Regions from separate parts of the Homo sapiens genome. Here region 2 is linked to region 1. A link is an interaction called in ENCODE POLR2A ChIA-PET data of the cell type or tissue named here. Cell type or tissue: GM12878. All regions are shown on one strand. Each heading gives the region's core, and the rest is flanking DNA. Links, peaks and the distances in the headings are about the cores only.

What was found. Peaks named below come from ENCODE experiments on the same cell type or tissue, not always from the same donor. Only the 100,000 strongest peaks of a DNase experiment are listed, where the experiment ranks them.
Region 2: POLR2A ChIA-PET joins it to region 1 with 7 read pairs; 3 of 35 experiments call an interaction of 5 or more read pairs at or near these places.

What each region holds. Positions count from the first base shown.
Region 1 is chr10:74,789,026-74,793,412 of GRCh38, reverse strand. No RefSeq gene overlaps it. Among named protein-coding and RNA genes, the nearest start is that of KAT6B, 35 kb to the left of the region's middle. In GM12878, for the core only: no CTCF peak of the experiment used is centred there; no DNase peak of the experiment used is centred there.
Region 2 is chr10:74,998,720-75,003,106 of GRCh38, reverse strand. All of the region lies in intron 13 of KAT6B (lysine acetyltransferase 6B), which reads right to left. Among named protein-coding and RNA genes, the nearest start is that of SNORD172, 21 kb to the left of the region's middle. In GM12878, for the core only: a CTCF peak has its summit at 3,513 (motif pointing left); DNase peaks (open chromatin) are centred at 1,909 and 2,191; H3K4me3 peaks cover 1,294 bases; H3K27ac peaks cover 1,964 bases.

The DNA.
Region 1 (4,387 bases), core at 264-4,263:
CACCATTTTGCCTGGCCAATTTTTGTATTTTTTGTAGAGACAGGGTTTCATCATGTTGCCCAGGCTGGTCTTGAACTCCTGGGCTCAAGCAATCTGCCTGTCTTGGCCTCCCAAAGTGCTGGGATTACAGGCATGAACCACCACACTTGGACCATCTCTGTTCTTTTAACTCTATCTGTGTCTTTGAATCTGAATTTTGTCTCTTGTAAATAGCATGTAGTTTTATTTTTAAAATCCATTCTGAAAATCTCTGCCTATTGATTGAAGTGTTTAGTCCATTTACATTTAATTACAGATAACATAGGATATATATCTGCCATTTTGCTATTTTTAATACATTTTAAGTCTTATTTAATACTCCATTACTGCCTTCTTTTCTGTTAAGTAAATATTTTCTAGTATACTATAGTTATTGCATTGTCATTCTTTTACTATATATTTTTAGTTATTTTCTTAGTGGTTGCCATTAACATCTTAAAACAATACAATTTGGAACCATGCCAATTTAATTTCAATAGTGTACAAAACTTGCTCCTACAAAGGACCATTCCCTCAACCTTCTTTGTACTATTATTGCCAAGCAAATGCATGTTTATAGAATATATGACCCTCAATATATATTTCATGTTTTATATTAGTGCTTTATGCAGTTGTCTGAAGTAAGACAGGAGAGAAAAAGAGTCACAAACAAAACATACATCTATACTGTCTTTTATATTTGCCTTTATTTAGTTACCTTTTCCAATGCTCTCCACTTCATGTGGATTTGAGTTAGTGTCACCTGTTCTTTCATTTCAGCCTGAAAAATGGATGTGCTAGAGTTAAATTCTCTTTAGTTGCTCTTTTTATTTAACATTTTATCTTTTCTTGTTGTGGTAAAATACACATAACAGAAAATTTACCATTTTAACCTTTAAACATTTGTTGTTTTTATCTATTTCTTCTTTCTTTCTTTCTTTCTTTTTTTTTTTGAGCAGAGTCTCTGTCATTCAGGCTGGAGTACAGTGACATGATCTTGGTTCACTGCAACCTCTGCCTCCCAGGTTCAACCAATTCTTGTGCCTTAGCCTCCTAAGTAGCTGGGACTACAGGTGCATGCCACCATACTTGGCTAATTTTTTGTATTTTTAGTAGAGATGGGGTTTCACCATGTTGGCTAGGCTGGTACTGAACTGGCCTCAAGTGATTTCCCTGCCTTGGCCTCTCAAAGTGCTGGGATTACAGGTGTGAGTCACGGTGACTGGCCTTTTTTTTTTTTTTTTTTTGAGACCGAGTTTCGTTCTTATTGCCCAGGCTGGAGTGCAATGGTTTGATCTTGGCATACCACAACTTCCGCCTCCCGGGTTCAAGTGATTCTCCTGCCTCAGCCTCCTGAGTAGCTGGGATTACAGGCATGCACCACCATGCCCACCTAATTTTGTATTTTTAGTAGAGACCGGGTTACTCTATGTTGGTCAGGCTGGTCTCGAACTCCCGATCTCAGGTGATCCACCCGCCTCTGCCTCCCAAAGTGCTGGGATTACAGGCGTGAGCCACCACGCCCGGCTAATTTTGTATTTTTAGTAGAGATGGGGTTTCACCATGTTGGTCAGGCTGGTCTTGAGCTCCTTCAAGTGATCCACCTGCCTCCACCTCCTAAAGTGCTGGGATTACAGGCATAGGTCATCACGCTGAGCGGTCTTGTGTCTTCGTGTGTGTGTATTTTTTTTTTAGTAGAGACAGGGTTTCACCATGTTGGCCAGGCTGATCTTGAACTCCTGACTTCATGATCTGCTGGCTTCGGCCTCCCAAAGTGCTGGGATTACAGGTATGAGCCACCAGGCCCAGCCAGGTCTTGTGTCTTCTAAGTGCATATTTGTATGCTTCATTTCAACCAGTTTTAAATGTACAGTTCTGGGGCACTGAGTACGTTCACATTGTTGTGCTACCATCACTGCCTTCCATCTCTAGAAATTTTTCATCTTCTCTAATTAAAAACCCCATGCCCATTAAAGATTAGCTTCCTAGTTCTCTCTCCTCTGAGCCCTGGCAACCCCATTCTACTTTCTATCTCTATGAATTTAACTACTTTAGGTACCCCATAAAGTGGACAGTATTTGTCTTTTTGTGACTGGCTTACTTCCCTTAGCATAATGTTCTCAAGGTTCATCCATGTTGTAGCATGTCTCAGAATTTCATTCATTTTTACAGCTGAATAATATTCCAGTATATTAATATATCACATTTTGTTGGTCCATTTGTCTGTTGATAGACACTCTGGTTGTTTCCACCTTTCGGCTATCGTAAATAATGCTGCTATGACTATTGGTGTGCAAATTTCTGTTTAGTTCTCCTTATCATGGTTCACTGCAGCCCCAACCTCTTCGGTTCAAATATCTTCCCACCTCAGCCTACGAAGATGCTGGGACTACAGATGCATGCCACCACGCCTAGCTAATTTTTAACTTGTTTGTAGAGATAGGGTCTCATCTATGTTAACTAGACTAGTCTTGAACTCCTGGGCTTAAACAAACCTCCTGCCTTGGCCTTCCAAAGTGCTGGGATTATAGGTGTCAGCAACCACATCTAACCCTTAATTTTTTTTTTTTTTAATAAAGTAAGACGGGGCTTCACCCATGTTGCCCAGGCTGGTCTCCAACTCCTGAGCTCCAGCAATCTGCCCACCTAAATCTCCCAAAGTGCTGGGTTTATAGGCCTGAGCCATCATGCCTGGCTCCGGCCCTTAATTTTTAAAGAATTGCTTTGCTGGATGTAGAAACTTTGGTTGCCAGTTTTTGCCCCACTGCCTTTTGAGCCTCTATAATTTCTTTTCTTTTCCTTTTTTTTTTTTTTTGAGACAGAGTCTCACTCTGTCACCCAGGCTGGAGTGCAGTGGCACAATCTTGGCTCACTGCAACCTCTGCCTCCCAGGTTCAAGCAATTCTCCTACCTCAGCCTCCCAAGTAGCTGGGATTACAGGCGTGCATCACCATGCCCGGCTAATCTTTGTATTTTTAGTAGAGACAGGGTTTCACCATGTTGGCCAGGCTGGTCTCAAACTCCTGACCTCAGGTGATCTGCCCATCTCAGCCTCCCAAAGTGCTGGGATTACAGGTGTGAGCCACCATGTTTGGCCTGTTTTCTTGTTTTGTTTCGTTTTGTTTTGTTTTTGAGACAGAGTCTCGCTCTGTCATCCAAGCTGGAGTGCAGTGGTGTAATCTCAGTTCACTGGAGCCTTGACCTCCCGGGCTCAAGCAATCCCCCCACCTCAGCCTCCTGAGTAGCTGGGACTAAAGGTGCATGCTAATTTTTAAAAATTATTTTTTGTAGAGACAAGGTCTCACTATGTTGCCCAGGCTGGTCTTGAACTCCTGGACTCAGGCAATCCTCCTGCCTTGCCCTGCCAAAGTGCTGGGATTACAGGCATGAGGCACTGTACCTGGCTGCCTCTATGATTTCTGATAAATTAGCTGTTAATTTTATTGAAGATCTCTTGTATGTGATGAGTTGCTTCTGTCTTGCTGCTTTCCAGATTTTCTTTTCTTTTTTCTTTCTTTCTTTCTTTCTTTTTTTTTTTTTTTTTTTTTTTTTTGAGACGGAGTTTCACTCTTGTTGCCCTGGCTGGAGTGCAATGACATGATCTCAGCTCACCACAACCTCCGCCTCCCGAGTTCAAGCGACTCTCCTGCCTCAGCCTCCCGAGTAGCCGGGATTACAGGTATGTGTCACCAAGCCCGGGTAATTTTGTATTTTTAGTAGAGACGGGGTTTCTCCATGTTGATCAGGCTGGTCTCGAACTCCCGACCTCAGGTGATCCGCCCGCCTTGGCCTCCCAAAGTGCTGGGATTACAGGCATGAGCCACCATGCCTGGCCCAGATTTTCTTTTTGTCTTTGACTTCCAGCAGTTTGATTATTATATGTCTACATTTTGTATCCTTTTGAATTTACCTTACTGTTAGTTTTTGAGCTTCCTGGATATGTAGATTGGTTTCTCTTAGCAAATTTTGGAAATTTTTGGCCATTATGGATTCAAATTTATTTATCTATTTTTCTCTCTCTCCTCCCCTTGTTGTTATGCATCATTGGTATGTTTAAAGGTTTCCCACAGGTCTCTGAGATTCTGTTCCTTATTTTCACCTTTTTTCTTTTTGTTCTGGAAAGAGAGACTGGATAATCTCAATTGACCTATCTTCAAATTCAGTGATTAAAAAAATTTTTTTTTGACTGGGTGCACATGCCACCATGCCCAGCTAATTTTTAAATTTTTTGTAGAGATAGGGTCTCACTATGTTGCCCAGACTAGTCTGGGCATACATAAATTGCAGGCATGCAGTCCCAGCACTTTGGGAGGCCAGGGCAGGTGGATCACTTGAGGCCAGGGGTTCAAGACCAGCCTGGCCAACATGG
Region 2 (4,387 bases), core at 133-4,132, 210 kb before region 1:
AAAAGTACCAGACCTCGAAAGAAGACAGGGCATACCTAGCATCATTTGGAAGTAAGTAAACCAGTGCTGATGGTTTATGTTCTAATAAAATAAAATTGTCCCTAAGAATCACACACTAGAAGGGAAAGCACATTTTAAAAGTTCTTCCCGTCATAATTAATTTAACATTTGTTCAACAATTAATAAGAACCTACTAAGCGCCAGGCTCTTCTAGAAGATCAGAATGCAGCAAAGAGCAAAGTCCACACTCTCATGAAGCTTACTTTTGGTGAAAGACATGGGCAATCAACAATAAATACAGTCATGCACCACATAATGATGTTTAGGTCAACGATGGACCACATATTCAATGGTAGTCCCATAAGATTATAACAGCATATTTTTACTGTACCTTTTCTATATTTAGATATGTTTAGATACAAAAATACCATTATGTTACAACCACTAACACCTACGGTATCCAGTACAGTAACTGCTGTCCAGGTTGGTCACCTAGGAGCAATCAGCTATGCCACATAGCCTAGGTGTGTAGTAACCTATAGACTTCGACTTAGGTCTGTCTAAGTACATACACTATGATGTTCACACGACAATGAAGTTGCCTAATGGTGCATTTCTCAAAATGAATCTCAGTTTTTAAATGATAAATGACTGTATATAAAAGACCTATGCAAGTTTATAAATGACTCTGCACTTGCTTAGCCTAGTTTGTTGTTGTTTTTTTTTTTTGGTTAGTGCCACTAAAAAGAGAGAGAGAGAGAAAACTAAATAACACAAGTCCCTAAGAGATGCTGTCATGGTCCCTCCAAACACATTTCTGAGGCTTGTTTGTGGGGCCTGTAAGTGGGGAAAGTGGAATATTTACTCTGCAGCCTCCCCCAGACAGACTTTATGATTCAAGTGAGTGCTTCATGATCTCCCTCATCATGTATATGACAGAATTTACACAGCTCCTGAGGCTGCTAGAGGTGAGGTGACAGGCACTGGAGCTCTGGACACCCAGGAGCAAAGGGAGCAATATCTCTGCTACCCATACCCATCCTCAGGTCCTGTCTTGGGAGGCACAGCCCTAAGCTGACCACACGGTGCAGAGACGGCCAGAGACCCTTGCTGGAGAGCACAGTTTCTCACCAGGGCCTTGAGGCTGGGATGCAGCTCCTGAGGGTAAGCCATGTGCCCTGATACTGTGCTCACCCTGCCCTCTGGGAGAAGCCGGTGGCTCCTGCACAGCCCTGGTTCCAGGGGGCGTAATACAGTCAGGTGAAACGGCTTACTGGAATCCAACCAACTGGACTTCTAAATGAAAACTCCTGTTTTCCAGAGGAGATAGGCCAGTGGGTATCAAACATTTATTTCAAGAAGGCAATTTTCAGGTAGGATGAAACCACTTAGTCTCTACTTAAAAACACTCTTAAGTTTCACTTAAATTGTATTTTGAAAAGCTTGTAAGTGGAAGCTCTTTTAAACAAAATAGCCCACTGAAGGCAGACTGTGAAAACTAGTAGTAGCTGGCAACCTGAACTACTATGACACGTACTTCTGTATTTAGCCATCATATAATACAACATTTAAACCAGTAGCTTGCATCTAAGATTCTGGGAAGAAGCAGCTTTCTCTCTGAGAGAGTGGATATGATTAGCCTCCTGACATGATACCCCCCTGGGTAGAAATGAAGTATGTGGCTTTCTTCCTAATTCGCTTTATGGACTTAAAAGGGCAGAGAAGCAGGGAGCAGGAAACCAAAGAGAAGATGCTTTTCTCTTCCAATGCGGTGCTTCCTCAAGAAATCAGCCAAGAACTATTCAGAGGCTAAAGGAGAAACAAGCCCGGGGATCTCTACGGACGTGGGTGGTTGTGGCACCTAAAGAAGAAATCTCTGTCATTAAACCAGAGGAGGAAAGAACGACGGTGCAGAAAACCACACTGATTAATACTCAAGTGAGAAAGGAACTAAGGTACTAAATCATACCCTAAAGCATCTTTCCTCAAAAGTTTATTGTAGTTCCTGCTTTCCTTAAATCCGGTTGGCTGTATATGTGTGTGGGGGGCAGGGGTGGAGGGGAGTATCATTTCTAAAAAAGGGGACATGTAGAAGGACGCTGCAAACCACACTGAAGACAAGAGCCAAATTCATAACCTGGAGGCACAAAACTGGGCCATTTGCACCATCTTCTAGCAGCGCTGATTAATTATAGACTCAGTTTTTAAATAGCACACGGACCTCACAAAAGCTAAGGTGAAACCCTCAACATATGAAGAGCCAGCAAAGGGAATTCCCCGAAGTGAATGCCTAATTCATTCAATCACTTCTGCTTCCTATAGTTACAGCCTTGTTCCATGAAGGACTGCCCAATATTTTAATACTGAATAAAGAAAGCCAAAAATTGAAACTGCTGACACATTTTTATGATTATTCCACAAACATACTAATTTTAGAAATGCCTGAATGTACAATTAACTGATATTTAACTTAACTGACGAACTTGCCATTAATTAATATTAATGGCAAGTTTATCTGGTCTCTAAAAACTATAGACGTAAGTCTGTAGACTTGGATCCAGCTGTCCTTTACCCTTTATAGCGTTAGTTACACGTCCGTCTGCCCCCGATAAAAAAGAAAAAGTTAATCTGAGATTTAGAACCCTTATAGTTCTAGTTAGTAGGTTTAAGTATTTTAGTTAGGAGAGAATGTTGAATTTCATCAAATGCCAGATCAGACTTTGTAATAAACCACCTGCCTGGATGTTGCTTTTTGTTTTCCCCTCGATTTTTTCCATCAGCGCTGCTCTTTCTTTTCCCTACTGATGTACATACACATGCTCCAGGCTCTCCAGCTTAAAAATAAAGACAACTAGGTTCCTGTGTCCCCAGCCCTTGACAGTCAAGCTTTTGTTTTGTTTTGTTTTGCTTTGTTTTAAAAAAAGAAAAAAAAAAAAAGACAGAGTCTTGCTCTGTCGCCCAGGCTGGAGTGCAGTGGGGTGATCTCAGCTCACTGCAACCTCTGCTTCCCAGGTTCAAGTGATTCTCCTATCTCAGCCTCTTGAGTAGCTGGGACTACAGGCACATGCCACCACATCCATATTTTTGTATTTTTAGTAGAAATGGGGTTTCACCATGTTGGCCAGGCTGGTCTTGAACTCCTGACCTCAAGTGGTCCACCTACCTCAGACTCCCAAAGTGCTGGGATTACAGGCGTGAGACGCTACGCCCAACCAAACAGAATAAAACAGTCAAAAGCTTTTTGAATCTACTTTTAATCGCACTTAATATACAGTTGTCCAAAGAATACTTCTTATGACTTTCTCTCTGGGGCACTGAATCTCTGGGGGATGATCTTAGACAAGTCTCTTAGTGTCTCGTCCCAGAAGAGAGATGGTCACAGTAACCTACCCCATAGGGTCTCCGTGAGGACTAAGTGAGTAAATGTGTGTAATTCCGGTAACAGTGCCTGACACATAGCAAGGGCTCTAGAAGTGGCAGCTATGATGATTATTGTGACTGTTACTGTTGAAATACTGACCTCTTCTGGTTTTCCTAACACCATTATCTCCCAATTTTCTTCTGACTTCTGGGCCCTTTGCAAATTTCCTTGGCGAGCTCCTCATTCTTTATTAGTCCCTTAGATGTTAACACTCCAAGCACTCCACCCTCAGCCCTGTTTCCCTATACACTTCCCCCTGGTTGCCCTCACCCACATCCATGGTTTCAGCTACCACCGCATGTCCACGACTCCCAGCTGCTCCCTCTAATGCAGACCCCCTGCTGAGCTCTGGAGTCTGTGCAAAGTGCACGTAGACATCCAAACGCACAGTGAAAGCTACATAAAGCTGCGCTCACTATCTCTCCAAGCTCAGTTATGCATTCAATAAATACCAGTATTTTCTGAGCACCACTCTGCACCAGGCATGCTCCTGCTACGGAACGAACAGGACCTGCCTCTTTTCCATGCATCCTCACTGTCAGGCCTCCATTGACTCTGGCCTCTTTTCTTTTTAGTTACAGCAAAAAGTATAAATAAGAAAATAAAAAGTATCTGTAATTCTAATTCCAGAGGTCATCTAGAAATGTATTTGTTTTGCTTTGCATATTTTTTACATAATTGAGAACATATTACATATATAATTTTGAAAGCCACTTGCTTATCACAAGCATTACAAATTCCCAGATAATTTTTTTTAAGAAACAGGGTCTGGTTCTATTGCCCAGGTTGGAGTGCAGTGGTGCAATCATAGTTCACTGAAGCCTTGACCTCCTGGGATCAAGCCATCCTTAATGGAGGACTCAGCCTCCTGAGTAACTGGAATTACAGTCACAAGCTACCAGGCCCAGCTAATTTCATTTATTTATTTTTGTAGAGATGGGGTCTTACTATGTTGCCCAGGCTGGC